2 separate regions of the Homo sapiens genome follow, and region 2 is linked to region 1. A link is a loop called in an ENCODE intact Hi-C map of the cell type or tissue named here. Cell type or tissue: dorsolateral prefrontal cortex. All regions are shown on one strand. Each heading gives the region's core, and the rest is flanking DNA. Links, peaks and the distances in the headings are about the cores only.

The links. Hi-C counts contacts between places; a loop is a spot of excess contacts. Peaks named below come from ENCODE experiments on the same cell type or tissue, not always from the same donor. Only the 100,000 strongest peaks of a DNase experiment are listed, where the experiment ranks them.
Region 2: it touches region 1 in a loop (3-fold over the local background); 10 of 110 quality-filtered maps call a loop at or near these places.

Annotation. Positions count from the first base shown.
Region 1 is chr4:26,231,507-26,247,462 of GRCh38, forward strand. All of the region lies in intron 1 of LOC124900690 (a long non-coding RNA gene), which reads right to left. It also overlaps a transcript of RBPJ not described here. Among named protein-coding and RNA genes, the nearest start is that of RBPJ, 82 kb to the right of the region's middle. RefSeq lists enhancers at 6,842-7,392, 7,393-7,941. In dorsolateral prefrontal cortex, for the core only: CTCF peaks have their summits at 4,170 and 8,077; DNase peaks (open chromatin) are centred at 4,186 and 7,513; H3K4me3 peaks cover 1,319 bases; H3K27ac peaks cover 6,352 bases.
Region 2 is chr4:26,079,926-26,095,881 of GRCh38, forward strand. LINC02357 (long intergenic non-protein coding RNA 2357) reads left to right here. Exons shown (of 3, transcript XR_925506.3): 2 at 525-665. Among named protein-coding and RNA genes, the nearest start is that of LINC02357, 17 kb to the left of the region's middle. RefSeq lists enhancers at 1,275-1,454, 8,765-8,874. In dorsolateral prefrontal cortex, for the core only: no CTCF peak of the experiment used is centred there; no DNase peak of the experiment used is centred there.

The DNA.
Region 1 (15,956 bases), core at 3,241-11,240:
GTTCAAGCGATTCTCCTGCCTCAGCCTCCAGAGTAGCTGGGATTATAGGCACCCGCCACCATGCCCAGCTACTTTTTGTATTTTTAGTAGAGATGGGGTTTCACCATGTTGGCCAGGCTAGTCTCGAATGCCTGACCTCAAGTGATCTGCCCGTTTCGGCCTCCCAAAGTGTTGGGATTACAGGCATGAGCCACGGCGCCCAGCCTATTTTTTTGTATTTTTAGTAGAGATGGGGTTTCACCGTGTTAGCCAGGATGGTCTCGAACTCGTGACCTCAGGTGATCCACTCGCCTCAGCCTCCCAAAATGCTGGGATTATAAGCGTGAGCCACTGCGCCTGACCTTATGCTTTATTTTTTTTTAATTTTAATTTTTATTTATTTTTATTTATTTATTTATTTTTTTAGACAGAGTCTCACTCTGTCGCCCAGGCTGGAGTGCAGTGGTGCGATCTTGGCTCATTGCAACCTCCACCTCCCGAGTTCAAGCAATTCTTCTGCCTCAGCCTCCCAAGTATCTGGGACTACAGGCATGCATCACCATGCTCGGCCAATTTTTTTTTGTATTTTTAGTAGAGACGGGGTTTCACCATGTTGGTTAGGCTGGTCTCAAACTTCTGATCTCAAATGATCCAACCTCCTCAGCCTCCCAAAGTGCTGGGATTACAGGCATGAACCACCATGCCCAATCAGTTGCTTTATTTGTAAATGAAGACATTTTAATATCTTTTTATTTTCCAACTTATATATTTAAGTTCAGGGGCACATGTGCAGCATGTGCAGGTTTGTTACATAGGTAAACACGTGCCATGGTGATTTGCTGTACAGATCATCCCATCACCTGGGTATTAAGCCCAGCATTCATTAACTATTCTTCCTGATACTCTCCCTCCTCCCAGCCCTTAATTACTTTTTGTAGAGACAGGCTGGTCTCAAATTCCTGGCCTCAAGCAATCCACCTCGGCATCCCAAAGTCCTCCTAGGGTTACAGACATGAGCCGCTACACCCAGCCAATTAAGTTTAAAATTTCTGTTTTATTAGTTCCAATTTCTCTCCCATCTAAATGCACTTGGGAGTCTTAGTGGAGCAATCTGTAACAGAATGTTCTTAAGTGTAAGAACAAACACATCTCTTCTCTATAACAACAACAACGATAATAATAATCATTTACTGAGCACTTACTATGTGCTTTATCTCCATTATTAGAGAAAGATTTCAGAGTGGAGTTCAAGTATGTGGTCCCTGCAGCCAGTTCCACAGTTGTGTGGCTGGGAGCAAATGGCTTGGATCTCTCTGTGCTTCATTCCCTCATTTGTAAATCATGAAACCTGTGTCATAAGACTTATTACAATTAAATAAATCCCTATATGTAAAGAGAGTGCGGGGAACCTGCTATAATTTGACTATTGTAATTTATGTTCCTAAACACCATCTAAGTTTTGTAATATTATTTCTATGTTGCAGTTAAAAGAAGTAAAGTTCAAAAAGATAAATAATTGGACCAAAGTCTCACATGCAGAGAGAGCAGCTGCTTTTCCTTCTCCAGATGTACAAGTAGTGTTGTATGCACTGCAGAAACAGTAAACACAACCTCTTTTTTCTATAGCTGACATCCTGAAATGATTAAGATTTGGGATAGTTGGTACTTGATTGCACTTTTATTTCCCCAGAGGATAAATAAATCATTCATGAATACATTTGATAAGAGAATGTATGGAGCTATAAATTAAAATACTGGGGGGGAAAACTATAAATGATTATCTCCACATTATTCTAATATCCATTGTTAGAGGCATTTATACAACCCACAGGTGTCCACATACAAGCTCTTCTGTTTCACATTTTCTGTGTCTTATTACCTACCATCTGATTTGGTAACAGGTTTCCTTGCAAAAAGTTTCCTTCTTCACTTAGGGCTGAATTCAATTATCCTTCAGAAAATCATATACCCTGATTCCCCAGTCTCTTCAGTTTCGTTAAGATGTTGCCTTGTCTCCACTTCGTATGCGTCATGTTAGTTTATTACTCAGCTGCTGACACTACCTTCTCATTTTAGTTTTCTGTTTGATTTCTCCCAGTGTCGTTATTATTGGGATCCTTAGTACCTTCACCATTGTTATAACTCCTTTTCATTTTCAGTCTGTCTCTTCAAAATAAAATCAGAGCAAATAAAACAGGCACAGGCTATATGCCGTTATGCAAAGCACTGATATCAAACAAGATCAAGATCTCATTGATATAAAAACTGAGAATCCTTTTCAAAAGGAAATTGGAAAGCAGATCTGTGAAGTGTCTCTTTTTGCAAAAATCAAAGAGGAACAAGTGATTAGCCATGAATGGTTCTGTTCTTATGAATTCAAGACACCTTAATAGTAGGTGGCATAGAATATCATTAAGAATAACAGGATGTCTCTAGCTTAGGCAGGAAACCATTTTCAAAAAATGTCAGAGCTCATTGTACAAAAAAAAATTCATAATTGCAAAGAAGTAATGGTGGATTCTAGTTTGGGGTTTGGAGGTGAATAAACATAGCTTAGAAACTATAGGGGCTTCCTGTTTTGAATTTAGGAGAAGCCACGACTTTTGCAAATATTTTTAGATGTAATGTTTATGGAAGGCAAAGAATGTTAACCCAGAATGTTGGATAGTACAGCTAGATGTTGGTTTGTACATTCTAAGTCATTTAGAATATTGGACAGAGTACTGAACTACTACTGTACTTTTTCCTTCATTTCTTGCCTAAAAAGGGCAATAGTGAGAAAATGACTTTAACCAAAATATTCAACAAGCATTTATTAAGTCTGTGGTACAAATAGCATTCTGCAGAAAGCAGTCCTATTAGACCCAAAGGAAGCAGAAGATGAAATACACACGCCTGACAATTTAATAGGGGATGGAGAATAATAAACATATAAGCCTGAAAGAACCAGAGAATGATTCCGTAGTAATACTAAAATTTGTGGCATACTCTTCCCCCAGATAACCACAGGCTCATTTTCTTACCTTGTTCAAGTCTTTGCTCAAATGTTACCTTTTCAGTGAGAACTTCCCTGGCCACTCTCTATATAAATTGTACCAGTCTACTCCACAAACCCTGTCTCTGTCCCCCGTTCCTGTTTACTTTTCCTTATCACCTTGTAGTTAATTACATAATTTTGTTTTTCAACTATCTTATTTTCTTATTTATTTATTTATTTATTTATTTGAGATAGAGTCTCGCTCTGTCACCCAGGCTGGAGTGCAGTGGTGAGATCTAGGCTCACTGCAACCTCCTACTCCCTGGTTCAAGCGATTCTCCTGCCTCAGCCTCCTAAGTAGCTGGGATTACAGGCACATGCCACCACGCCCAGCTAATTTTTGTATTTTTAGTAGAGACGGGGTTTCACCATGTTGGCCAGGCTGGTTTCGAACTCCTGACCTCAAGTGATCGCCCACCTCGGCCTCCCAAAATGCTGGGATTACAGGTGTGAGCCACTGTGCCCGGCCTGTTTCTCAACTATCTTATAACTCCACCCTATCCACTGCTGAATAAAGCCTTCATAACAACAGGGGAATTGTGCATTTTGCTCATTACTAAATCCTTAGCAGGTGATAGAGTACCTGGCACATAGTAAGTGTTCAAAAAAAAACCTTGCTTAATCAAGTATCTAATATGTATGTCAGACTACTTATTAGTGCTGAAAAAATTCAAAATAAGTAACCTTTGGCAATGTTAATGAGAAAAAGTTTATTGGAAGAAGGGATGTGTGTGCTTTTCAAGCCAAAACAAATTGATTTGATCAAACATAATGATTACAACGTAGGTTTTGAGTTCTAGACCAAACTCTGCCTCTATTTAGCTATGTGACCTAAATAAGATGTGTAACTTTGTTTTTTTGTGGATCTCTGAAGGTATTTATACCTGGGCCAAGAACTTATGTCTTTACATGGATTAACATTTAAAAACAAAAACAAAAACACTTCTAACAGAATTACAACTTTTTTTTCTTAGCTTCTCCTGGCCAAAGCAGCTATTCTTGACCATGCTTTATACCATGATCATCTTTGGTGATGCAATTTAGGAATGACTGGCCTTAGGCAAATCAGTGAAAGAAAGTTCCCTCCCAATTGCAGTTACTGGGCCCCATTTCTGCCTTCTCCAGGCTCTCATGATGCCCTCTAGCTGTTCCAGAGCTCTCTGGGGCACCCAGCCAGGCTTGCCTGCTCCCAGTGTAAACCATACTCAGAAATTATGTTTTCCTGTCCTTTGCTCTCCAAGCAAAAAGCCTGCCTCTTCAGTCTCCTGCCAGTTAGGACTGGATCCTGATGAGCTAATTCCCTTTAGGGTGAGAATGACAGATTGTTGGCTAAGCTAACCTTCTGTTTTCCTCACCACCAAAGTGAAGCCCAATGCTAAAGAAGGAATTGGAAGGGAAGGGAACTTCCAAATATCCAGTGCCTAGAATCTGCCTGAACTTTCAATATATTCAATCATTTTATCCACAACCAGGTAGATGATATTTACTCTCTAAGGAGCTGAAGTTCATGAGAGGTAAAATATGGACAGGTTCCAAAACTTTCTGTATTATCACATCAGCACACTGAATAAATGAGCCCAGAAATAGAATTGTGGATACTATTGCAGACTTCTGGGGCAATATTTTGGGGATTGAGGAAAGAGGTCCTTTGTGGCATCCTGTATCAGCCACGTAAACTCTGGCTGTGACCTTGAGTGAGTAGGCCCTGTGACCTTCAATAAGCAATTTAACCTCTCTTATAGCTTCGATGTCCTCATCTGAAAAATGGGGAATACTAATAGTATCTGTAGTCATTATTTCCTGCTTGTAACAAGTCGCTCCACAAATTAGTGGCTTAAAACAATAGTCATCCCTATAGTTCAGGAATTCAGGAGTGCCTCAGGTTGGGTAGTTTTCATTCAGGGTCTCTCATGAAGTTGCAGTCAGATGTTAGCTGGGGTCTGCATTCATCTGAAAGCCTGACTGGGGCTGGTGGAACCACTTCCAAGGTGGGGCACTCACATTGGCTGACAAATTAGTTCCTTTCCACATGGGCTCTCCACAGTACTGCTTGAGTGTCTTGGCAAAATGGCAGCTGGCTTCATCCAGAGCAAGCAATTCAAGAGACCAAGATGGAAGCTCAATGACTTTATTCCTAACCTTGGAAATCTCACAGCATCACCTATGTGATAGTGTATTAGTCACACAAGACAGTCCCTAACTCAATGTGGATGGGACCACACAAGGGCCCTTTTGGAGATTTCTGCAACAGTATCTCTATTATCAGGAAGATTAAATGAAACAACCCATGTTAAGCCCCGTACATTGTAAACACTGACTAACCGGTAGCTATTATTACAATGGCCCTAAAGTGCTCAATGCCTGCCTATACTAAGGCTGGTGCTGATTCTGATGTCTACTCTGAGTTTGATTTTATTGGATTTTAACAACAGACTCCCTTGTGAAATGCTTGAGCCCACATTAGAACCCAGTAGGAAGAAGCCAGAAAGCCGTAGAGCTCAGGCAAAACAGCAGCAACAACAAACACCAGTTCAATGAACCCATGAAGCAAATGACATCTGGGTGCCGGGCTCCTGAGTACCAACAGCAGCTGGTTGGCCCTGGCAGACTCGATAGCTCTGGGAAGCACCTGGAGAACCTTATCACTACCTGATCACGAAGTCAGGAGATCAAGACCATCCTGGTCTCCTGAATAGCAACAGCAACAACAATTTCTCTATCTGTATTCTTATCTGTGTGTGCTGTCACTTAAGTATATAGTGCAATGTTTTTCAAATTTGTGTCCTGGGAAACACTACTGCAAAAAAAATATTAATAGATGGGTCTCAAAAAAAAAAATCATTATGGTCGAATAAATTTGAAAAGGCTGCCTATTAAATCCTTTCTCGAAGCCTCACAGTGCATATTTTGCACGGTGTTAAAGACTCTAGGAAGTCCTAGGATTAAATAATAAGAAAAATTAGAAGGAAAATGTTTGTTTAGTTGGATTTGACTCAACATTTCCATCATCTTGCAAACTTGTCAGTGCAAACACACTATTTTTCCTTCCACTACAGGTATAAGCCTTCTATCTGGAAGATGCTTGTGATAAGTGAAGAAACAGGGTTTTAGGGGGTTGAATCCAGCATTGCCTACTTACTAGAGCCATGATCACGAGAAAATCACTTCAATTTTTTGACCCTCGGTCTCCCTATCAGTACAATTTGGACAATACACACTTAATTGGGCTGTTGAGAGAATTAAATAATAAAGATACCTAGCCTGGTGTTTGGATCCCAATAAGAGTTTGGACTTGCAGCTTGACACTTTGAGTTCCAATCCTAGCTCTATCATGAAGGAGCTATTTGAGTTTGTTTTGTTTTTTGTTTTGTTTTGAGATGAGGTCTCACTATGTTGACCAAGCTGATTTTGCACTCCTGGCCTCAAGTGATCCTCCCATCTCAGCCACCCAAAGTACTGGAATTAAATTACAGTTATGAGCCATCATGTCCGGCCATTAAAGAGCTATTTGATCCTGACCAAAAATTTTGTGTGTGTTTGTTTCATTTGTTTGTTTTGAGACAGGGTCTCACCCTGTTGCCCAGGCTGGAATACAGTGACACAATCACAGATCACTACAGCATCGACCTCCCAGCCTCAAGTAATCCTCCCATCTCAGCTTCCTGAGTAGCTGGGACCACAGGCGCGCACCACCGTGCCTGGCTAATGTTTTTATTTTTTGTAGAGACAGAGTTTTGTCATGTTGCCCAGGCTGGTCTTGAACTTCTGGGCTCAAGTGATCTGCCTGCCTCAGCCTCCCAAAGTGCTGGGATTACAGGCATGAGCCACCATGCTTGGCTCAACCAAGTTCTTAACTTCTTTGAGCCTCAGCTTTCTTGTCTGTAAAACAAGGAGAATCATTGTATTAATGTATCTCATAGCTTCTATGCAGGGATAAAATAGAAGGAAGTATGGAAAGTGTAGTAAACATGCTTGGCACACTACAAGAGTTTTATAGTTGTAGGGTATCATCATTACTGTTGTGGCCAAAGGTCACAGAGCTGGTAAGTGACAAAGTCAATAAATGAATCCCAGCCTGACTCAGTGTGTGTGCACCTTCCCCTCTGCTGTGACATAGAAACAATCAACAGAAATGAGATGCAGTCGTTTTGAGAGCAGCTTTGGGGAGAGGGTTGGGCCAGCAGTTGGAGACAAGTGGGTGGTCATAATTCCGGAGAGCTTCCCAGAAGTGGTGGGGTCGCGGGAGGATATCTAGAGACAAGGAGGCAGGTGGCTGGGCAGATGGGGATGGCAGGGTTTACACAGTCAGGACAGCCAGGACAACGGCTTGGAAGAGTGAGTGGCGGCGGCTGTAAGACGCCAGCTTTGTTGGAACAAAGCAGCAGGTGAGAGAGCCACAGAGATCAACGCTCCAGGCACCCAGGGAGAGCAGACGCAGAAGAAAACACTTGGCAGGAACAGGGCGGCACCATTTGCCTTTTTCAATCAATCAGACAACAATTGAGGGATGGCCTATGAAGCAAAGCCCTATTCCCCAACCCCCACACACACCACCAAAGCAACGACTGCTCAGATAATAGCCTAACTTCCAAGACCTGCTCCTCCCTCCTCAAGCCAGCCGGACCATGATCAGCCATATAGAAATTTATTTTTATTACTGAGCTCCTATTTCTGCTTTTGCCATCACCACAGATCAGTTCGGGTTTTGTATCCCAGCCAAGTGCTTTTCATATTTTCCAGATCACTCAAAAGTCTGTATCCGCTGCCTGGAGCAGGTTTAAGGAACAATCTGAGATTTCTTTCTGAATAAGCAGTTATTTGTACTTTGTTTTGCTTTTCTTGGTTACTGAAGAGAAACAGTGACATAAAGAAAGCACTGGTAACACTTTGCATTGAGCAGCACAAATGTCAATGGTAGTGACTCTGCAAATAAATAGTTACATTGTCAGGCGCACAAGAGTCTCATTGAGGAAATCTGTGCTGTGACTGCTAACAGGGTTAACACTTTAAGCACAATGTAATCAAGAAAAGGCTTGTAAACTTTGCTCCAAGTGACCTCTGCCTGTACTAAAAGCAAATGTCAACCAAGGATCCCAGGATACATTTTCAGAGCAGTCATGGTGTAGTTAATGCATCCTTTATAGTGCACTGGAGGGAAGGGAAGGAAAGTAACAGAGAAGAGAAGAAAAAAAGGAGAAGAGAAGAGGGGAGGGGAGGGGAGGGGAGAGGAGAGGAGAGGAGAGACCTGGGTAGAGTTAAACTTTGTTTATGGGGAAATGGCAAAGTCCCCTTGTTTCAGTGATGACAGTGAATTCCGTTATGCTGTTTCATTCTCTATTTTCATCACAGTTCCACTCAAAGCCAAAATATATTTTTTAATGAATTGTAAAATGTAGTTTTCCACTTTGCAAAATTTTTCTTGTAAAGGATGTTTTATAAAGAAAATAAGATCCTGTTAGCAGAAATTTAAGTGACGAAATACTTAGGACTCCCAGCACCCCGTCCTCTGAGCCTTGGCAGAGCAAAGTTCCGTGTGAGCAAAACTTCCCTGTCATTCCCTGTTTAGAGTTGCCAGATTTCACAAATAATACAGAATGCCCAATTAACACTGAATTTCAGATAAATCACAAATAATATTTTTAGTGTAACTATACCCCAACATCGCATGAGGCCTACTAAAAAATCATTTGCCGTTTATCTGAAATGCAAATTTAACTGGATGTCCTGTTTTTCATTTAACAACTCTACTTCTGTTAGTTACTCTTCTTTCTTACCTTGACTTTTACTTTTTGCCATTCCCTGGGATACCCCGTCTGGGTCATTCATTCCTCCTTTCAAATACTTTATTCTCTAAACTATACCCTCCTCTCCAGATCAATAACATTCACACAGTATGAATTAATCTGGGACAGACATTTAGAAGAAATTCGTCTGAACATATAATTATTAAACACCCACAAAGTGCCAGATGTAGGATTAGAGGGAGAGAAAAGCAACCAAGCTATACCCGTGCTGAAGTAGGGAAGGACGTATTTAAGAAGAACATGAGGAAGAGCATGTTTTAGTGGGCTCTTGTCTATGGAAGGGGGTCCTTGATGTCTTCAGAAGGTGAAAACCAAAATGATCATTTGGATTCCAGATTCATCTGTTGAACCCATACTGCATTCCAGGTTTAATGTTAGATAGACCTTTCATGTTTATCCTGCTGATTTTCTTCTTGAAATTTTCACACAGAAGATGTGAAAAGGTTTTGGACTCTCAAACTGCCTTCGTTTTGTGCAATATCCTGTGACCCCCAATAGTTGATGAGAAAGAGGGAGAAAGGTCTCCAAGTTGAGAAAGGATTCCTGGGGTCATTCCTTATTATGGGCCCTCATCTCCAGGACAAAGTGGGGTGCAGAAAGCAAATCAAGGCTTTACTAATCCATACTTTATAATTGGCAACAACATATCACACGTATATAAATGAGGAGTTGTGAAGTTGAAGCCTGAGCAACAAGCCAAAACCCCCGTTTCTACAAAAAATTAGCCAGGCATGGTGGTGTGCACCTGTGGTCCCAGCTACCAGGGAGGCTGAGGTGGGAGGATCACTTGAGCCTGGGAATCCGAGGTTGCAGTGAGCCAAGGTCGCACCATTGCACTCTAGCCTGGGCGACAGAGCAAGACCCTGTCTCCAAAAATAAAAAAAAAAAAAAAAAAATTGAGCACTTTCCACCACACAGATAAAAGTTAAGCAGCCCTGTTTTACTCTAGAATCTGTTAGCCAAGTTAGTGCTGGTGAAATCTTTGTGTGAAAAAAAGAGCTGACATTGGAGACTTAAGCAGAAGAAAAATTATTTTGATGAACTGACTTGGAATCAAGCATGAAGAAAATTCCAGGCAAACTCAGAGGTTGAGGAACAGTTTAACGTGATTTATACATAAGGAAAGACCATTCAGAGCCAGAACTTCTGACCTGTCTTCTTTTCACTTTTTTTTCTTTTTTGTTTTTCGTTTGTTTGTTTTTTGAGACAGAGTCTCCCTCTGTCACCCAGGCTGGAGTACAGTGGCGCGATCCCTGCTCACTGCAACCTCTGCCTCCCGGGTTCATGCCATTCTCCTGCCTCAGCCTCCCAAGTAGCTGAGACTACAGGCATGCCCCACCACACCCATTTATTTTTTTCTATTTTAGTAGAGGCAGGGTTTCGCTATGTTGGCCAGGCTGGTCTCAAACTCCTGGCCTGAAGTGATCTGCCCGCCCAGACCTCCCAAAGTGCTGGGATTACAGGTGTGAGCCGCTAAGCCTGGCCCTAACCTTCTCTCTTAATAGTATGATCATTAAACTCCTCTTAAGGGGGAATTTTTAAAAAAATTGTACTTCCAATGAGAATTTGAAGCAGTACTTCATATGTTTCACTGATTAATGCTACCAGTAGCTCTTGAAGTGCTCAATACCGCACAGTCTAACCAAAGAGAGCACAAAGTTGGATCCTCTGTGGGATTTGTTCATATATTCATTCAACAAATACCCATTGAGATCCTCCTTTCTTGTCCAGCCTTTTTCTCATGTCTTTAGGACACAGCAGTGAACCAAATCATTAAGGTCCCTACACGCTGCCCTCATGGCCTTAGAGTTCAGTGCAGAGGTTCTGAGAGTGTGGTCCAGCCGGGAGCGGTGGCTCACCCCTGTAATCCCAGCACTATGGGAGCCCGAGGCGGGCGGATCACGAGGTCAGGAGATCGAGACCATCCTGGCTAACATGGTGAAACCCCATCTCTACTAAAAATACAAACAAATTAGCCGGGCATGGTGGCGGGCGCCTGTAGTCCCAGCTACTCGGGAGGCTGAGGCGGAGAATGGCGTGAACCCGAGAGGTGGAACTTGCAGTGACAGGAGATTGCGCCGCTGTACTCCAGCCTGGACAACAGAGCGAGACTCTGTCTCAAAAAAAAAAAAAAAGAAAAGAAAAGAAAAAAAGAAAAGAGAGTGTGGTCCACAGATCCTCAGGAACCACTAAGACCCTTTGAGGTAAGAAGGTTATAACTATCTCCATACCAAGATGCTGTTTGGCCTTTTGGTTGCATTGACATTTGCCCCTGTTAGCACAAAAGTAATGGTGGATAAAGTTGCTGGCACCTTAGCACAAAGTAATAGAATGCATTAGTCATCATGGAATTTTTCACCAACAGACCCACTCATAGTTAAAAAAAAAAAAAAAAAAAAAAGTCCAAGTTTATTTTATTTAAGAGTCTCCTTGATTGAAGTGGTAAAAATTATTAATTTTCTTAAACCTCCATACTTAAATACATGTCTTTTTACTATTCTGTGTGATTAAATAGAAAGAACACATAAAGCACGTGTGCTGCATGCTGAAATATGATGTTTGCCTTGAGGAAAAGTACTTTTGCAATTATTAGAATTGTGAACTAAGCTGGCTACTTTTTAAAAGCGCGGTGGCTCATGCCTGTAATCCCAGCACTTTGGGAGGCCCAGGTGGGTGGATCGCCTAAGGTTGGGCGTTCGAGACCAGCCTGACCAACATGGAGAAACCCCGTCTCTACTAAAAATACAAAAAGTAGCCGGGCATGGTGGCCGGCGCCTGTAATCCCATCTACTCGGGAGGCTGAGGCAGGAAAACAGCTTGAACCCGGGAGGCAGAGGTTGCAGTGAGCTGAGATCACGCCACTGCACTCCAGCCTGGGCAACAAGAGCAAAAAAACTCCGTCTCAAAAAAATAATAATGATAAAAAGTAAAAGAACACTCTATCAACTGACAAACTATTGTTATTCAGAGATGATGGGTATCTCGCAGAAATTTTCTTAAAAAATAAATGAAGTGAGTCTGTCACTGACAAAACAACTGACTGTATTTGTTGCCAATGATAGAATTTGAGCTTTCAAGAGAAAAGTAGAATTGTGGATTGCTTGTATCCACTATGGTGAGTTTGACACTTTCTCAGTATTTCTGGACTTTTGAGTGAGAATAATTGTGATATTAATGAATAAGATGTTTTTTGTATGGAATTGAAATAGATCAACATTTGGATGATCTGCATAATTTAGTAAACCAATATTTTCCAAATGACAAAGCATGATGCTATAAAATCATGCATGGGTAAAATATTCATCCAAAGTGCAAGGTGGGCTAATAATTTAAATTTAGCAGAATATGGAATTTCATCATTATGGTTTCAGATTCCACATAAACATGATCTTCATCTTCAAGAAACTATAACTTGTCAGATTTTAGTGTAATATCAAGAAAGAATATCCATATTTATCTTAAAAGCTATTAATATACTCCTCCCTTGGCCAGGCACAGTGGATCACTCCTTTAATCTCAGCACTTTGGGAGGCCAGTGTGGGTGGGTTGCTTGAATCCAGGAGTTCAAGACCAGCCTGGGTGACATGGTGAAATTCGTCTCTACAAAAAAATACAAACATTAGCCGGGTGTGATCGTGCTTACCTGTAGTTCCAGCTACTAAGGAGGCTGAAGTGGGAGGATCACTTGAGCCCAGGAGGAGGAGGTTACAGTGAGCTGAGGTGAGGTGGCACCACTGCACTTTGGCCTGGGCAACAGAGTGAGACCCTGTCTCAAAAAAAAAGAAGAAAAAGAAACTTTAAAATGTATATATATATGTGTACACATATATGTATATATATATGTATACACATATATGTATACATATATGTGTCTATATATGTATACACATATGTGTACACATATATGTGTCTATATATGTGTACACATACACATATGTGTACACATATATGTGTGTATATGTATACACATATGTGTACACATATGTGTGTATATGTATACACATATGTGTACACATATGTGTGTATATATATGTATGCACATATGTGTACACGTGTGTGTATATATGTATGCACATATGTGTGTATACATATGTGTGTATATATGTATACATATGTGTGTATACATATATGTGTGTATATATGTATACATATGTGTGTATACATATATGTGTGTATATATGTATACATATATGTGTATGCATATATACTGCTAAATGTAAATGGTTTCTTATTGTTATTTTATATGACTATATTTTAAAATTATAATTTTGTAAAACAATATTTTTAGTGTTATCGATTTTAATTTCTTTCTTTCTTTTAAGATGGAGTCTCGCTCTGTGGCCCAGGCTGGAGTGCAGTGGAGCAATCTCAGCTTGCTGCAACCTCTGCCTCCCAGGTTCAGGCAATTCTGCCTCAGCTTCCTGAGTAGCTGGGATTACAGGCACACACCACTTCAGGCCCACACACCCGGCTAATTTTGTATTTTTAGTAGAGGCGAGGTTTTGACATGTTGGCCAGGCTGATCTCAAACTCTTGGCTTCAAATGATCTGCCTGCCTCAGCCTCGCAAAGTGCTAGGATTACAGGCATGAATTTTAATTTCTAATAAGAATAGTTTAAAATAAATATTTTAAATGCCGATTGTTATTTAATATTAATATTTTATTTTATTAATATTAAATAATACTAAAATTTACATACCATAAGAATCACCTTCTTAAAGTATACAATTCAGTGGCTTTTTTAGTGTATCCTCAAGTTTGTACAACAATCACCTCTAATTGCAGAACTTTTTTATTACTCCAAGAAAGAAACACTATCCATTAGCAGTCATTCCTCATTCTTTCTTCTCTCCAGTCCCTGGCAATCACTATTGTATTTTTTTTTTTTTTTTTTTTTTTGAGTTGGAGTCTCACTCGCTCACACAGGCTGGAGTCCAGTGGTGCAATCTCAGCTCACTGCAACCTCCACCTCCCGGGTTCAAGCAATTCTTCTGCCTCAGCCTCCTAAGTAGCTGAGACTACAGGCACGTGCCACCACATCCAGCTAAGTTTTGTATTTTTAGTGGAGACGGGGTTTCACCATGTTGGTCAGGCTGGTCTTGAACTCCTGACCTTGTGGTCCACCTGCCTCAGACTCCCAAAGTGCTGGGATTACAGGCGTGAGACACTGCACCCGGCCCACTAATGTACTTTTGTATGGGTTGTCTTTTCACTTTTGTGACAGTCTCCTTTGAAGTACAAAAGTGTGATTTTGATGAAGTTCAGTTTATTTTTTCTTTTGATGCCTGTGATTTTAGCTTTATATTTAAGAAATCATTGCCTAATCCACAGTCATGAAGAGTTGTTCCCAAGTTTTCTTCTATGAGTTTTATAGCTTTAGCTCTTGCAGTTAGCCCTATAATTTTCTCTTTATTCTTGTGTGACGTAGGGGTCCAACTTCATCCTTGCATATGTGAATATGTAGTTGTTGAAGCATCATTTGTTGAAAAGACTATTCTTTCCTCCTTGAATTATCTTGGTACCCTTGTTGAAAATCAATCAACTGTACATATCTAGGCTTATTTCTGGACTCTAAATTCAATTCTTTCACTCTATATGTCTGTCTTAATGCCTATGCCACACAATTTTGATTACTGTAGCTTTGTAATAAGTTTTGAAATGGGAAAGGGTAAGTCTCCAAACTTGTTCTTCTTTAAAAGATTGTTATAGTTATTCTGAGCCCCTTTCATTCCCACATGAACTTTAGGATCTGCTTTTCAATTTCTGCAAAGAAACCAGCAGCCATTTTGATAGGCATTGTTTTGAGTCTGTGGATCAATTTGGGAACTATTATCATCTTAATTGTAGTAAGTCTTCCAATCTGTGAACATGGGATGTCTTTCCATTTATTTAGGTCTTCTTTAATTTATTTCAATGATGTTTCATAGTTTCTGGTGTTTAGGACTTGCACTGTTTTTGTTAAATTTATTCCGAAGTAGTTTATTCTTTTTGATGCTGTCATAAATAGAATTGTCTTTTTAAATTTCATTTTCAGATTTTTCATCACTAGAAATTTGACTTTGGTATATTGATCCCCATAACATTTAAGAATGTAAGGGTCCTAAAACCAAAAAGTTTGAAAGTCACTGTCCTAAGAAGATATAATTCACATTCCATTTTTCAGCTGCAATTATATTAATTTTACTTTTCTGGGAATTGTATCAGCTTGGCTCTTTGGGAAAATGCCACTGACATTAACCAAGGGATTATAAACATAACCTGTCAGATTGTAAGCTCAGATAAATCCATGAAACTGGGGAGAAGCAAGCCTGCCACCAGCAAATATGCTATTATTCACTACTGTAACTATCAGGTTCTCCCACTGGACTTAAAACTCTCTAAAAGCAGTAACAAATTCTTTTGCACAGTTCTCTCTCTATAGCCTAGTCTAGTGCCTGCTTTAAGTCTGTTGCCTGACCCCCTGACTAAATGGAGGGAAAAAAATGGAACAGCTCAGGGCAGCTGAAATCAATGAGATCTTATCTTGCTGAGGGGCCGCGCACCACTACTGTACTCAGGTGTGCCTTATTTATAAGCTTCTCATTCATAGAAGAGTAGTTTCTAGAACTATAGAAGTATTATCTATTATCTATGGAACATAATACGCTTTTTTTTTTTTTTTTTTTGAGACAGGGTCTCCCTCTCACCCAGGCAGGAATGCAGTGGTGCAATCATGGCTCACTGCAGCCTCAATCTCCCAGGCTCAAGCAATTAATATACTATTTTTATTGCAGTCACTTTATAGTACTTTTTTGTGGTGCAGCAAATTATCCTTTATTATTCTTGTTCAACATTTTCTTGACACTTTTGAAAGTTTATTTTTTTCATTTTTTTATTACTGGATTATTGATAGAATTTTGACTGGATTTAATAACACTTTTAAATTAACTTATAAAGAATTTTATTTTAATGATAATTTTCCAATCTATGATTTGGGTATGTGTCTCCATTTATTCATGGTAGGCTTTATTTTCTTCAATAAAATAGTATTGCTTTCTTCATATAGATTCCAATATTTTCTTGTTAAATTTTTTCATAATACTTTTTTTTTTGGGTGGAGGGGGACGGAGTTTCGCTCTTGTTGCCCAGGCTGAAG
Region 2 (15,956 bases), core at 2,824-10,823, 150 kb before region 1:
GAGGTTGCAGTGAATTGAGATCACACCACTGCACTCCATACAACTTTTTGAGACTCTGTCTCAAAAAATAAAATAAAAAAGATAAGATAAAAGTTAAAAAGATAAGATTAAAAATTTTCTACATTTTTAAGTGGTTGGAAGAAATCAAAAGGAGAATGATATCTCATGACTGGTGAAAATTATATGAAATTCACATTTTAGTATTCATAAATAGTTTAATTACAGGACAGACACGCTCACTTGTTTACCCATTGTCTTTGATCATTTTCGCACTACAGTGGCAGAGTTGAGCAGTTGCGAGTTGAGAGTTGCGTGTTGAGTACAGCCCACAAAACCTAAAATATTTACAATTTGTGCCCTTACTGAAAAAAAATTGCCTACCCCTACCCTAAAGGGTTGCAATTTGCAGTTTGAAACGCTCTGTTCTAAATGGTTTTGCCCCAAAAGGATTCATTTCTATTCATGTGAGTGAGCAGTTTTTTTAACAATGTCAAGTTAACCTTACTCTTCTTATTTCCTCATAGGATAAAGACAGAGGAACAAATACCAGACCAGCAAACTTACCTGAATCCAGCTGCCCTCAGAGTATGGCTGAGGCTTGGTCAAAGCCCAGAACTTAGCAAGGGTTAGAGGACATCATGGGACCATATTCCCAGTCACTCCAGGTATCCACTACTCACAGGGAAGGGAGGGATTATGAAGAACACAGAACAAATGTCAAGTTCTTGACTTTGAATCATTTAGGCTCTTGACTCTTATTACAGAGATTGGGTGGGTCCTCCATAGCCAAGGTTTGTGATAGAAAAGTGTGATCAAATCTAAAGGCTAAGCCCCACGTAAGCACGACATAAAAGTTTATACTACAAACAAGAGAATGGAAAGAGAGGAAAGGATGGTTGCTCTAGCTAGGGAAAGAGGAGAAGGGAAGAAGAAGATGCTGACATAGCCCTGAGGGGTCCTGCACTTTGCCTGCTCCCTCGTCTTGTGATTTTCTGAAGTGGGGTAGCGGGTGATAAATCATCAAGATAGGTTTAGTAATGCCAAGACCTGAGAATGTGTGCCCTGATCTACGGGAGACGCCTGGAGTTAGGGGAGAACAGCACAGATACATACCGAGATCATCAAGGGCCCTGAGGGCCAAATGCAGCATGCCACTTCCTTTTGTAAGTGAAGTTTTATTGGAACACAGCCATGCCCGTTCATTTATCTATTGCCTGTGGCAGCGTTTGTGCTACAGTAACAGAGTGGAGTACTCATCTAAAATACGTGCTGTCTGGCCCTTTACAGGGCATAGTTTGCCATCCCCTGCGTTGTATGCTGGCCATAGTGGAGAAGAGAGCGCAACAGAGCAAAGCAGTGGGGAGGCCCCAGGAAAGCCCCCGATCTGTCACAGCCAGGCCCATGTAAGAGAGCATCCTAAAGTTTCCCTTGCTCCTGCCTCCAAAATGGGCACAAAATGGCCAAAAGAGGGCCGCAGACCTGAGCAGAGCTTGAGGTTGGGACAAGAAGATACAGTGGAGATGGAGGGCTTTCTAACAATGGAGGACTTGGCAGCCTCCAAGTATGGCCCCTGGGTGCCACTACGCATAGGTGCTGATGGCCAAAGACCAGGTCTGCTTCAGGCTAAGGATGCCTGTGGACCATACCACCCCATCCCTCTCTCAGTCCCCCAGAACCCCGTTTTCTACACCTACACCATCCTATATTTCCAGGATCTTACCAGCAACCCCAAGAAGAAGGGAAGGGCATGAAATTTTGAATTGAGTGACTGAAACCGGCATGACTGCATAAACACTGAAGTGAGTGATTTTTACCAGGAAGACACTATATATTAAGTTTCCTGCCACTAGAAGAATGTAGACTTAAACTAGAAATTAGGTTATAGAAAAATGAAGAGGTTTACATTCTACATAGCCGATAGGAAGAACAGGAAACTGACTTTGTTGCTGCAGGAAATTGGAACTTCATTCACAGCAATTCTGAGACCACAGAAGTTGAAGTCCTTATGGTTCATGACTCAATGACTCCATACCTACTCATTTTTCTACCGACTTCTTTCTAGAATAAGACAGTTTAAAGCAGTCCAAATCTTCCGGAGATTTTTCCCATTCTACCTGCAACTCCATAAAAGGAATCCTGTACAAGTCTAAATTTTCACCAGTAGGTGGTGCTAACACAAACACTACACTGTACTTATCTGAGGATGAATTAGCCAGACACTAATTAAAGCTCTCTGCATTAGCACTTTTCTCTACAGCGCCTTCCCTCTGGTCTAATTGAACTTTGTTATTAAGCAGTCCCTGAGTGGTTTCACCTCAGGGCTAACACTCTCTCTCTGGAGTGGTATAATGGAAAGAATTCCAGCATTAGGAAACATGGGGTATGGATTTTGGCTGTCTTACTAATTAGATGAATTCGCCAAGTCACTTAATCTCTCTGAGTCTTAGGATCTTCATTTTTAAAATAAGTGAGTTGGGTTTGTGGGATGCTTGTTTTCCAGGTTTGAGAAACAATTCCACAACCGCTCTTCTCCCATCAAGCTAATACATTTTGAGGAAAAACTCAAGATTTCAAGAAATAGGCTCTCGGACACAATTCTGTGGGGGAGGTAAGAAGTCTGTGGCACAGACTTTCTGTCAGGCAATTTGGCAATGTATAGCGGCAGTCCTAAAAATGTATGTACCTCTTGACCACGAATTCCATATCTGGGAATTCATCTCAAATAAATAATTACAGGCATGTGCAGATATGGAGCCAAGAGAACACTCTATAATGCAGTGCATGTTGACTTTGTTGAGAGCTCAGTGTATCTTCGCTAACCAGTTTCTGAACTTCAGATAATCCTTAGAACTATATTATAATCCTTGTATAAGGCAACAAAGCAAACTATTGCTTAATCATACAATGAAAGGAAGAAGTAATGAACGTATTTTGTGTGCCACACACCAAGCCAGACACTTTTCTTAAGTTCTTTCTTTAAATATTCTTACAATAACCCTATGGCGAAAAGGTATTATTAATTCTATTTTATAGCTAGGGAGTCCAACACTCAGACCAGTTAACCTTCTTGATCAAAGTCACCCAGTGCTGATTACTGGGAGAAGAATTGCATCTTCTACTTTACAAAGATCAAGTTCTCTGAGGGCTTGGGGAAAGCTTTCCCTGTCATGGAAGTAAGAGGAGGGAAATTCAGTAGGTGAACTTTGATTCTGCCTCAGAATTGGATCTGGGCTCTTGGGCGTCTTTGAGGAAGAACTGCAATTTCAAAGCTTCTGCCAATTCTTTGTGCTGCTAAAAATGGAAACCCAAATTAGTCTGTGGGGGCCCCGCTTTCTGGTGGAGAAAACGTTCTTAATTGAGCTTTTATTTGTGCAAAAGGAAATTCCGTTCTGGGATGGGAAAGCCTAGACAAGGAAACACTCAAGCTCTGTGTCTACCAAAGTAAAAGAGTGAGGATTGTACCGATGTTAATGGATTTGGGGCTTCCACTGGTAGACAGAGGGAAGAGGCTGTGGGGGCACGGCATTCAGGGAAAGAGAAACACAGTCAATGCAAACCCCGGTGTGGAGGTAAAGACGGCATAGGAGCACACCTGGCAATGTGCTGGGAGCCTGAAGGTGAAGGAAGACCAGTAGGAATTGGGTGGGATGAGATTTGACCCAAGGACTTGGGGTATGGTTGGTCATGGCTGACACTGAGCTTCATTTTTCCCTCTCTGCACTGAAATTTTTTCAAGCTTTCAGTTGAGCCAGAAAGCCTCATGTTAGCATTGTCTTGGGGTGAAGGGAGGCACTGAATCCATTGGATCAGGGACACACATCCAGGTGGAGAAATGGTAAGTGAATGCCAAGACTGTGTCTACATTCCTTGGAAGAACCCTGGGCTTCCTGAAGCCTCCTGGTTTGGAAGCTGGAGTTCTTTTATTTGCATATATATATATTTTTTACAAAAAGGATGGTCTTGGAAGGTTGTCATAAACTCAGGGACACAGGAGTTCCGTCTCATTGTTATATTTCAGGGACTGAGACTTAAGATGTTCTGCAGGACAGCTGAAACCATGGAGAAGGGTGCTTTTTAACAGGGTTCACCTGTTCTGAGGACTCTGCGACCACAAGCACTTGGCCGCTGTCAGCAGGCTAGGTGATTACAGCATTAGATCATGCCTCTAATGGGAAAAAGGCTTCTCCTTTCTGGCTGACTAATCAGCTTGCCATTTTTATTGCATGATCAGTATCAAGAGCCAATGATTTCTGTCAGCTCCCCGGGTGCACACTAGCATGACAGAAAGAACAGCTATATTAGCAAAGAAAACAGGTGGAGAGATTAGCAAACTCACTTAAAAGGTCAAGACAGCTTGGTCCCTTATGGCACAGTGACAGGAAGGCTGAAGGGGCCCCTTTCTTAGAACAAGAATAGCTGCTAGTACGAAACTCCCATACTTCTAGTCATCTATCTAGTCATCTTGCTATTTTCCTTTTTCTTATTATTTTAAAGTCCAAAGTATTTCATGCTCATTGTCAATCTGTAGCAGTTCCCTAGGGCTGCCATGACAAATTACTACAAACTTGGTTTCTTAAAACAGCAGGAAATTATTCTCTCATGGCCCTGGAGGCCAAAAAGTCTGGAATCAAGGTGTGGGCTATGCTCCCTCTGGAGGCTTTATTGAAGAATCCCTCCTTACCTCTTCCAGCCTCTGGTGGCTCCAGGCAATCTTTGGCATTCCTTGGCTTGTGTCTGCGTCACTCCAATCTTTGCCTCCATCTTCGCACGGCCCCCTCTTCTCCCTAAGTGTCCCTTCTCTGCGTTTCTCACATAAGGACACTTGCTGTTGGACCTAGGGCCCACCTGGATCAGCCATGATGACCTCATTTTGAGATCCTTAACATAATTACATCTGCAAAGACTCACTTTCAAATAAGGTCACACCCACGGGTTCGAGGAAGACATGAATTTCGAGAGGTCAGTGTTCAACCCAGTTCTTGGGGATGTTCTTTTGTGTCAAAGTGCTTTCAAAGCTCTTGAAAATTCATGTTCAAATTCTCAAGTGCGAAGGGCTGATCTGTGAAGAGCAGTGCCAGTGTATCCATAGCTGCCTGAAGGTGGACGATGGGCAGTGCTGGGGCCAGGACACCTCCGGAATAGTGCTCCCTCCCCACTCAGCTCACATCAGCCACCAAGTGCTGTGTGTGGTCCCCTCTCCTCAGTGTCACACCATCATAACCTCTTCTCCAAAGCTCAGGCCACCAAATTCCTTACCTGAGGAAGAGCAACATCCTCTGGAAGGAATTTCTTCACCTCCTGTCTTGCTGGCCTCCAGTACATTCTCTAACCATCAGCCCACGTGATCTTTCTAGGTTAAAATTAAAATTTTGCAAAGCTTGCTTATTGCCTTTGGGCTGTGGTTCAAGCCTCTTGGCTGGGCACTCCAGGTCCTCTGAGACCAGCTCCTTGCTTCCCAAGGCAGTCTTAGCTCCCCACCACACCTCTGGCAGCCTAAGCCCCAGGCAGTCTTGCCACTGAAGAACGAAGCAAGTCCACAAACACCTCCTTGCCTTTACATCCTCTGCTCTTCCTGTCTGAAAATACTTTTTTCCTTATTCACCTGGTCTCTTGGGGTGAGTAGTGGCCCACAAAAAGATATGCCCTGTCCTAACTTCCAGAACCTGAGAATGTGACCTTATTTGGAGAAAGGGTTTTGCAGATGCAAGCAACTTAAAGATCCCAAGATGAGATCGTCCTGGATTACCTGAGTGGGCCCCCAATCCCATGACATGTGTCTTTATAAGAGAAAGGCAGAGGGAGATTTGACACAGAGCAGACAGTCCTGTGAAGACAGAGGCAGAGATTGGAGCAATGCAGTGCAACCTGAAACCAAGAATTGCCCAGAGGAATCACTGGAAGCCGGAAGAGGCAAGGAAGGATTCTCTCCTAGAGCCCGCAGAGGGAGCATGGACTTGCCAACACCTTAATTTTGGACTTCTGGCCTCCAGAACTATGAGAGAATAAAGTTTTGTTGTTTTAAGCCACCCAGTAGGTGATAATTTGTTAAGCAGCCCTAGGAAACTAAAAGGCATGGATAATCCCAGGATCCCATGGAAGGTTGTGCAGGTTGCTGACTTCTCAAGGGCACTACTTGAGAGGACGAGGAGAGACTAAATACAGCTCACACTGGGCCTGCCAACCTGCATGGCCTGCAGGAGACTGCTCCTGGCCAGAAGGGGTACCTCTCTCTTATTTACAGCTGGCCAGCGCCAGCTCTCATTCTTGGGTTTTCTTCAACTCTCTGCTCCTGGGTAGACCTTCCAGGAAGGCTTTCTTGAGCCACACTTCTCCCCAGGACTAGTCTGGACCCTTCTTCTGCTCCAGTAGATATATTTATCCTGCTGTAACACAATTGTCGGTTCACATTTCTATACCCTCCTCCATATCTCAGAAACAAGGGCTGCTCTTAGTCTCCTCTTTCCACTGTGCCTAGCACATCATAGGTGCTCAAAAGAGACCTGTTGAATGAATGAGCAGGAGCCAGCTATGGAGCCTCAGTGAGCCTGCGGCAGCAAGAGGCACAGTGAGCGGGAGCAGGGATGAGATGCCCGTCCCAAGGGGCTGCTGAATCAAGGCAATTTCATGCTCGTCACAATTTGCCTAAACTAGCCATCAAACAGAACCGGAAAAGTGGCTCGAATAGAGAGCACCACCAGGACGTTAACATTTTGCAGATGTGTTATCTGAGCTTGTGCCTTTATCTTTTCCCTAACTGAGGCATCGGTGCCTAAGGATATTTCCACTGGGGCCAAACACATGCTCACACATCCAATGGGACCCAACGTACTGCATTCCACGCAGATACACACATGAGCTCATGCAAGTCCCAGGGTGCTCATCTGGTCCAGATTTGAAGGAAACTATTTAGCTAGATGGAGAAAAACACATCATGTACAACTTAATACCAAACAGATTTTATGACATACTGAAACTGCTTTTGATAATCTACTAATATATCAGAAGAGCTAATCAACTAAAAAAGAACCAGCTAATGTCATATCTCTGAGGTCTGGACAATGTTTATGTGAGTTGCAGGGATGACAGAAAATACAAAAAGATGCAGGGAGCTTTAGGGAGAGTTATCCAAAGGCTCCCCCACCCCCTGCTGAGATGCAGTCCTGTTTATTGTAGCAAGAAATGTATTTTGCCAATTTATGAACATAGACAATTATTTTCTGGCTGAAAGTCAGAGTGGACTTTTCCAGAGATGCAGAAACACTATTGCTTGGCCACTAAGATCCCTCGTGGGAATGCTGCTAGGGAATGCTGCTAGCCATGGATGCTGCTAGGGAAATAATCGGTGCAGGACAGTTTCACTTGGGACTATCTCAACCCATTGGTGGTTTCCTCGTCAGTGTGGGGAGCCCCTTCATTAACTGGTCACTTGACCACGACGGCATTCCTAAGTGATTCCTAAGACTTCATGAAGTCTCTCGATAAATGTTTTAAATTAAAACCCACATCTGTGCTTGTCCTGGCACCATCTGGGGTTATAAGAGGCAGCACAACATACTGAGATAAGAATGACTTTGAAATTGCAGTTCAATTACTTGATGATGTGAGCTTTGACAAAACTGCTTAATTACTCTGGCCTCAGTTTCCTCATTGGAAAATGGAGAACAAAATGTTGACAGTCTCACTCTGTCATCGAGGATGGAGTACATCCTGGAGTACAGTGGTGTGATCTCAGCTCACTGCAACCTCTGCCTCCCAGGCTCAAATGATTCTCATGCCTCAGCCTCCTGAGTAGCTGGGATTACAGGCATGCACCACCACACCCAGCTAATTTTTCTGTATTTTTAGTAGAGATGGGGTTTTTGCCATGTTGGCCAGGCTGGTCTCGAACTCTTGGCCTCAAATGATCTGCCCGCCTCGGCCTCACAAAGTGCTGGGATTACAGGCATGAGCCACCGCGCCTGGCCTTGCTTAACTTTTCTCAGTGCAGGATATTCAAATGGGGCAAGTGCGAGCAAGGATTGTGGTACTGTGCCCAGAGACAGGGGATGTGGGATGGTGTTTGGAAATTTGTGGAAGTCTATCTGACTGTTGCAATACCTGGGGATAGGAAGGCAGGGGAGCCGAGCATTACTGGTCCTGAGAAGGAGCCAGAAAGCCTCAACTTATTATAATACCCTCACTGAGAAGCACTGCATTAAAGTAATCTCAGGCTGTTCCTGGCTGAATCTGTATGAAACCCTGTGATTCTATGTGATGAAGAGAAGGCGTATTACTTCTTGTGTTTGCTTTTGTTTTGATATAGGTTATCATTGTAGGGAAGTGTTTTAATCTTATTATATTGTATTTTTTAAATAACCAAATCATTTTGTTGGCATTGTATAAAGAGACATATTTTCTAAAGTACCAAGAAAAAGGAGCAGGCCATTTAGACTGATGGCATCCTTTCAGATGCTGCGCTCCCATGAGGAGCTCTAGGAGCCAGTCTTCTCCTTTTGGGCTCTCACAGGAGATCTTAGGAAGAGGTTCTCAGAATAGGGCTGTAGGAAAACGTCCCGACACCTGGCGCAGCCAGGCTGGTGGGGATTAGGGAGCAAACATGATTCACTTCATTTTATTTTTATACAGGAAACTAGAGACATAGCTAAGAAACAAACTCGCTATTTCTGGTTCTTGGCTAGTTGTGGCTCTTAGGGGACACTCCCTTCCTCTGAAGAGCTGTTTTTATGGCAAGGGACTCACATGCTTTTTCATTGCTACATTATCTTTGAATCATAGTTGGCAATTAGGCATTGAAATTTGACTATTTACCTTAGGGACTCCTCTGGGTATGTGAAGAATTCCCCTGTTTTGCTCAGGATGTGGGCAGATGAGGAAGTAGTAGCAACTGACTGATATTATATCTCCATTTGGCTGGTGCTGGGGAAGAACCTTTGAGTCAGCCAAGGAGACATTCCCCAGTGCAGAGATGGCAAATAGAAGTGTATCTTTGGATGTCATCTACTTCTTCAGCTGTCCCCAGGTCAGAGGGAATGGGGGTGGGTGGAGCAGGTGTGGGGGGTGGAAATCCCACCATTCAAATGTTCAAGACAATCTGTGACTTAAACAGAAAATTGTGGGACTTGGTGAAAAAATGGAAGGTTGCACTTTAGAGTTAAAAAGAAAAAAGAAGGAATTCAAGCCAACAACCATAGATAGTCCCAGGCTCACAATGGTTCACTTCTGATATTTTAATTTTGGTGGTGCCAAAATGATACATAATCAGTAGAAACTATACTTGGGAGTACTTATACAATATTGTTTTTCACTTTCAGTACACTGTTCAATAAATCGCCAAGCTTTCCCACACTTTATGATAAAATAGGCTTTGTGTTAGATGAGCTTGACCAACTATAGGCCATTGTAAGTGTTCTGAGCATGTTTAAGGCAGGCTAGGCTAAGCTATGAGCTTCAGTAGGTTAGGTGGATTAAATGCATTTTTAGTGTATGATATTTTCAGTTTATGATGGGTTTATCAGGAAGAAACCCCATAGTAAGTTGAGGAGCATCTGTATTTATCAAGCATTAGGTGCTGAATATAAAATCATCGTTAACATTAAGAATAGCTCATTTCCTATCCTCCTTCTAGATACCAGACACTGTTCATTTAAAATATATATATTAACTCATTTAATCTTCATAACACACCTTTAAGGTACTTACCTATTAGTATCAGGAGCATCTGTATTTATTAAGCACTAGGTACTGAATAAATCATCATCGTTAATAAGAATAACTTGTGTTTCCTATCCTCCTTCCAGGTACCAGATACTGCTTATTTAAAATAGATGTATTAACTCATTTAATCTTCATAACACACCTGTAAGGTACTTACCTGTTAGTATTATGCCTATGTTATGGATGCAGAAACAAGGCACCAAATGGCTATGTAGCCTTCCTGGAATTATCCAGATAGTAAACAGTAGAGATGAGATGTCAATGCAGACACTACGCCTCCAGATTATGGGCTTTATATCACTATAACATAGCTTCTCTTAGGATGTGATTTCTTTTCTCAAGGACGTTACAGGGAGCTGGCAGCCTGCAATTAACGAAAGCTTGGCTGCCGTGGTTGGCTGAGACTCAGCTATTTGTTACAAGAATATACTCTTAAGTTAGGTTGCAATAGGATTCAAAGTGTGGAGGACGCTTAAGGCCAAATTTAATTTAACAGGGACATGGTTATGGATTGGCAGAATAATTGGTGAAATGTTGCCCACAGTGACAGGAAAGATAGAAAGAACACCTATAAATGTGTGTATCTGGCTAAGAAGATTTCCAAGCAGAATGGCAGCTTTTTTTTTAAGTAGGGAGGAGTGAGATGAGCTTAAGAAAGAACTGATTGGTTTTCAAGCAGAATTTAGAGGCAATATTTCCAAGGCAAGGCTTGCTTGATGGGAATCTTTTTAAACAATTTTATATTCACAGATTATCTGGAAAACAAATGATTCCCAAAGTAAGAAATGACCAAAGGACAAAAATCAAATCCAAGAAAACATAGCTTCCAGGTAAAGAACAGATCAGGGCTATGGTTGTGAGAACCTTTGTTGAAATATCAGCAAGATTTAAAGTGATGCCTCATGGACCTCCCAATTAGACAAATAGCTAAAGGGATTTTCTAGACCCTCCTAATCAGACAGTAGCACTTCTGAGAATTATAAATGTTTTGCCTCACCACACACTGACTTGAGGGTTCTGTCTCAAAGAGACTTACAGATATTCTTTTGTCTTAGGTATGGATTATAATTTGATACACAGGAAGCCCACAACATTTTTTAAAGGAATTATATCGCTTTAACTCAAAGGGAAAGATAGTGGAAAATAAAAAGAGGTCCCAGGACCCTAGACTTCCTAATGAAAGAAGCAGGCTACAAACACAGGGCATTTCTTATAGGAGAGGAAGGGCAATTTAGAAGGAGAAGTCAAGATTCCAGAGGGAAGAGCTAACAGCCATGGAAAATCACTCACAAGGAGCAGAAACAAACGCTTTCTTTTCATTGTTTATTGATTTTATTTGAAACTATGTGCATCTTACATGTTTTAGGTTCTTGATAACATTGGAAGGGGACATAACGATGTTTGCTGACAAACAGCTTTCTGAAAAAAAGAGTTTATACGCTATTCCGCGTGGATCAAAGACTTCCAGATCTTTTCAAATTATTATTATACTTACTGCTTAAATTTTTAAAAATGTTTATCTCAATAGTTTTTGGGTGCAAATGGCTTTTGGTTACATGGATAAGTTTTTTAATGGTGATTCTGAGATTTTGGTGTGCCCTTCATCCAAGCAGTTTACACTGTACCTAATACATAGTCATTTGTCCCTCACCCCGCTCCCACCCTTCACCCGGAGTCCCCAAAGTTCTTTATATCATTCTTATGCCTTTGCGTCCTCACAACTTAGCTCCCACTTGTAAGTGAGAATTTGGTTTTCCATTCCTGAGTTACTTCACTTAGAACAATGGCCTCCAGCTCCATCCAAGTTGCTGCAAAATCCATTATTTCATCTCTTTTTATGGCTGAGTAGTGTTCCATGGTATATATACCACATTTTCTTTATCCACTTGTTGGCTGATGGGCATTTAGATTGGTTCAGTATTTTTGCAATTGTGAATTATACTGCTATAAACATGCATTTTCCTGTGTATTTTTCAAATAATGACTTCTTTTCCTTTGGGTAGATACCCAGTAGTGGGATTGCTGGATGGAATGGTAGTTCTACTTTTAGTTCTTTAAGGAATCTCCATACCGTTCAGAAATGAACTCTTAATTAGGGAATGTTCTCTACCCCTGGAATCAGAGAAAATGGCCATATGTGCCTAATTGAGTTTCAAAATTGCTAAGAACAGTAGGGCCATGTGTCTCCTGTTTTCATCTTTTTTTGAGCAGAAACATTGTTGCTTTATTCTCTTTTTTCCACAATTTTATGTTAGCTTCTGAGATCACTGGGACTTTTTTTTTTTTTTTTTTTTGTGAGAGTCTCATTCTTTCACCCAGGCTGGAGTGCAGTGGTGTGATCTTGGCTTACTGTAACCTCTGCCTCCTGGGGTTCAAGTAATTCTTGTGCCTCAGCCTCCCAAGTAGCTGGGATTACAGGCATGTGCCATCACACCCAGCTAATTTTTTTTTTGTCTTTTTAGCAGAGATGGGGTTTTGGGTTTTGTTGGTCAGGCTGGTTTCAAACTCCTGACCTCAAGTGATCTGCCTGCCTTGGCTTCCCAAAGTGCTGGGATTACAGACGTGAGCCACCGCGCCCAGCCTCATCTGATTTTTTTGTTTCATGGATCTTCACATCCAAGAAACCACAGCTGAAAAGCTATATTCAAGGAGTAGACCAGGGATGCCTCATCCTCACTAATGCCTGTTTGAACTGATGTTGTCCTAAACTTTGAGCTGATTCCTTTTTTTTTTTTTTTGGAGCTGATTCCATATGGAATGAGAATTTGAGGGAGGAGTGAATTTTGCACATGAGAGTACATAGTAGATAATCTCCAAATATGTCCACTATCAATTGCTTCCCTCCTTGCATACAAATACCACTCCCTATCAATAAATGTAGATTATTTCCACTGGGCTGGCCTTGTGATTTGTGTTGACCAATACAATAGCGCAGAAGTGTCAGATGGAACTTTAAAATCTGTCTTATGAGAACCAGCAGCTTCCACAGACTCCTTCCTTTTGGAACACAGCCCTCATCTGTAAGGAATCTCAAGCAGCCATGAGGAGAGTAGTATATAGAAGAATAATGGCTGCCTGTGGTGGCTTATACCTATAATCCCCAGCACTTTGGAAGGCTGGGGTGGGCAGATAACTTCAGCCCAGGAGTTTAAGACCAACCTAGGCAACATGAGGAAAACTGTCTCTACAAAAAATACAAAAATTAGCCAGGCATGGTGGCGTGTACCTGTAGTCTCACCAGCTACTTAGGAGGCTGAGGTGGGAGGATTGCTTGAGCAGAGAGGTCGAGGCTGCAGCGAGCCAAGATCACACCACTGCACTCCAGCCTAGGTGACAAAGTGAGACCCTGTCAAAAAACAAAGAAAAAAGAAAAAGAATAGTAAGGTCCTCAGTTGTCTCAGTAAAGTGGCCAGCACCAATTTTCAGCTATATGAGTGAGGCTATTTTTGAGCAATCAACCCTGTTAGCACCTTAGCCAATACTGCACAAAGAATATTCACCCAGGTAACCCAAAAGATTGTGAAGATACTAATTTGTTACTGTTTGAAACCACTAAATTTCAGGTGGTCTGTTGTAGCAACATATAACCAAAACAGATGAAGATTAAAACATTGAGGTTGACTGAAATATCTCCAAGAAAGCAGTAAAATAATAAAACAAGAACAAGTCTGGGGTGAACAAGAATTTTAGGTGGTTAGGAGGTGACTGCAAAAGGAGACAGAGAAGAAATGTTCAAGGAAATAGGAAGAGAGCAAGAAGCAACCTCATAGGTAGCCAGGGAGGACCTCTGCAAGGTGGAGGAAAGACCAACAGTAGCACATGCAGCAGAGAGTTCTAGAAAAAAAAAAAGGAAAGGTATGGAAATCTGCCATCATCTCTGGTAATTAAAACCGTCGATGACCTTTGCCAAAGCAGCTTTATCAAAGTGGTGAAAAAAAGAAGCCAATTTACAGGGGGTTAAAGAGATGTCTAGCCAGGAAATTTTACTTAGTCATAGACGGTGAAAACAAGAGGAAACAACAGGTACAGACATCTCTTGTAACCAAGTGTCTAAAAAAGGAAATAGAAGTAATAGGACATTTGGTAACTGGGAGCATGAGATCAAGAGGAATGTTCCATTACCACATTTGTGCTTTTTAGTTAAGCTCTAGATGGGCTTGGCTTTTTACAAATGACCGTCTTTGGGCTGATGTGTGGCACCAGCTATTATTCAGTCCACATGATTCTGCTGGAACGCTGGGTGAAATCAAGTTTTTGTGATGAGTGGCATCTTGTGGTGCAAGGGGCACTGTATTGGGTTTTCTGAGGCTTAGTTTGCCACCAGCTAGCTACAGCAAGTCAGTTTACTTCCAGATCTCGCTCTTCCTCCATTTGGTAAATGGACAGCATTGGAAGACCTTGAAGGGCTTTCCAAAGTTAACATTCTATAAAAATGATTTCATCCTCAAAAATTTCTACATTTGATTATTATGCTTTGTTATTGTTTCCCAGAAATCCAGAGTATAAATATGGTCTAAATCACCCAATTTATCAAGTGAAATACTTGCGGCTTAATGCCTTTGCCTAAATAAATGCAATACTCTAGTTTCTAGCCCATATACTTGACAAAATGCCAGGTCCCTCCTGAGCTGCTCAGGCTTATCCAGAGCAGGTCATTCTGGGTCCCACGGTTGATGAGCTAAGACCTTCCCTTTGATCATCACATCTAGAGCTAAGAGGTCTGTGGGCATGCCCAGGGACAAACCAGGCCACCAAGCAAAAGGCCAAGGGTGGTAGGATGGGAGTGGTGGTTACCTAGGACAGCTTATTTCCTAAACAGATAGATGTTCCTCAGTTTATGTGGGTGGGGGAGACATGTCTGTGACTTAATGTGTTTCATAGACAGGAACACATGCCAAGACCTTCAATATCCCTCCTTCCCAAGGGTCAACATTTTCAAGCATTTTTTTTTCACACTTAATGGTTACTAGAGGATATTATTTCTGTGCCAGTTTCTTTTAAAAAATTTTTAAATAAATTTATGGGGTACAAGTGTCATTTTGTTACAAGGATCTATTGCATAATGGTGAAGTCAGAGGTTGTAATGTATCCATCACCCAAATAACATACATTGTATCCATTGAGTGATTTCTCATCATTCACCCCCAGCACCCCCAGCCTTTCAAGTCTCCATCGTCTGTCAGTCCACACTGTATGTCCATGTGTACACATTATTAACCCCCACTTATAAGTGAAGACATGCAATATTTGTCTTTCTGTTTCTGAGTTGCTTCACTTAAGATAATGGCCTCCAATTCCACCCATCTTGCTGCAAAAGACATGCTTTCAGTCTTTTATTTGGCTGAATAGTATTCCACTGTGTATGTAACACATTTTCTCTATCCAGTCCTCCATTTATGAATACTTAGGTTGATTCCATATCTTTGCTATTGTGAATGGTGTTGCAATAAACATACAAGTCTTTTTTGTGTCATGATTTTTGTTTCTTTGGGCAGATACCCAATCGTGGGATTGCTGGTTTTAATGGTAGTTCTATTTTTAGTCCTTTGAGAAATCTCCATACTATTTTCCATAGAGGTTATACTAATTCCCACCAACAGTGTATAAAACCTTCCCTTTTCTCATCTTTGCCAACATTTGTTGTTTTTTGTCATTTTATTAATAGCTATTCTGACTGGTATAAAATGATATCTCATTGTGGTTTTAATTTGCATTTCTCTGGCTTCTTCCTTTTCTAATTTACGCTTTTGTCTTTATTTTATGGGATACCTTTGTTTCTCAGATACAACTAAGGACAAAGCCAGAGAGTAAACAGTTTTTCTGTGGTCAAGAAGTATATTTAAGCCAACCACGGTGGCTCATACCTGAATCCCAGCTATTCAGGAGGCTAAAGCAGGAGGATTTATTGAGTTCAGGAGTTTGACATCCTGGGCAATGTAGTAAGACCCCATTTCATATTAAAGAAAGAGAAAGAGAGAGAGGGAGGGGGAGAGAGAGAGAGAGAAAAGAAGAAGAGGAAGAAGAAGGAGGAGGAAGGAAGGAAGGAAGGAAAGGAAGGAAGGAAGGAAGGTGAGAAGGAGAGAAGGAAGAGAAATTTAATTGGAATTACGATACTTTTTTGTTTAGAGGAAGAAACCAAACTAGAAAGATAAACGTTATTACATCTCTCACAACCACAACCCCGAATCCTAATACTTGAATATCATTATTCTTGTGACAGTGGAATAAACAAATTTGTGTTG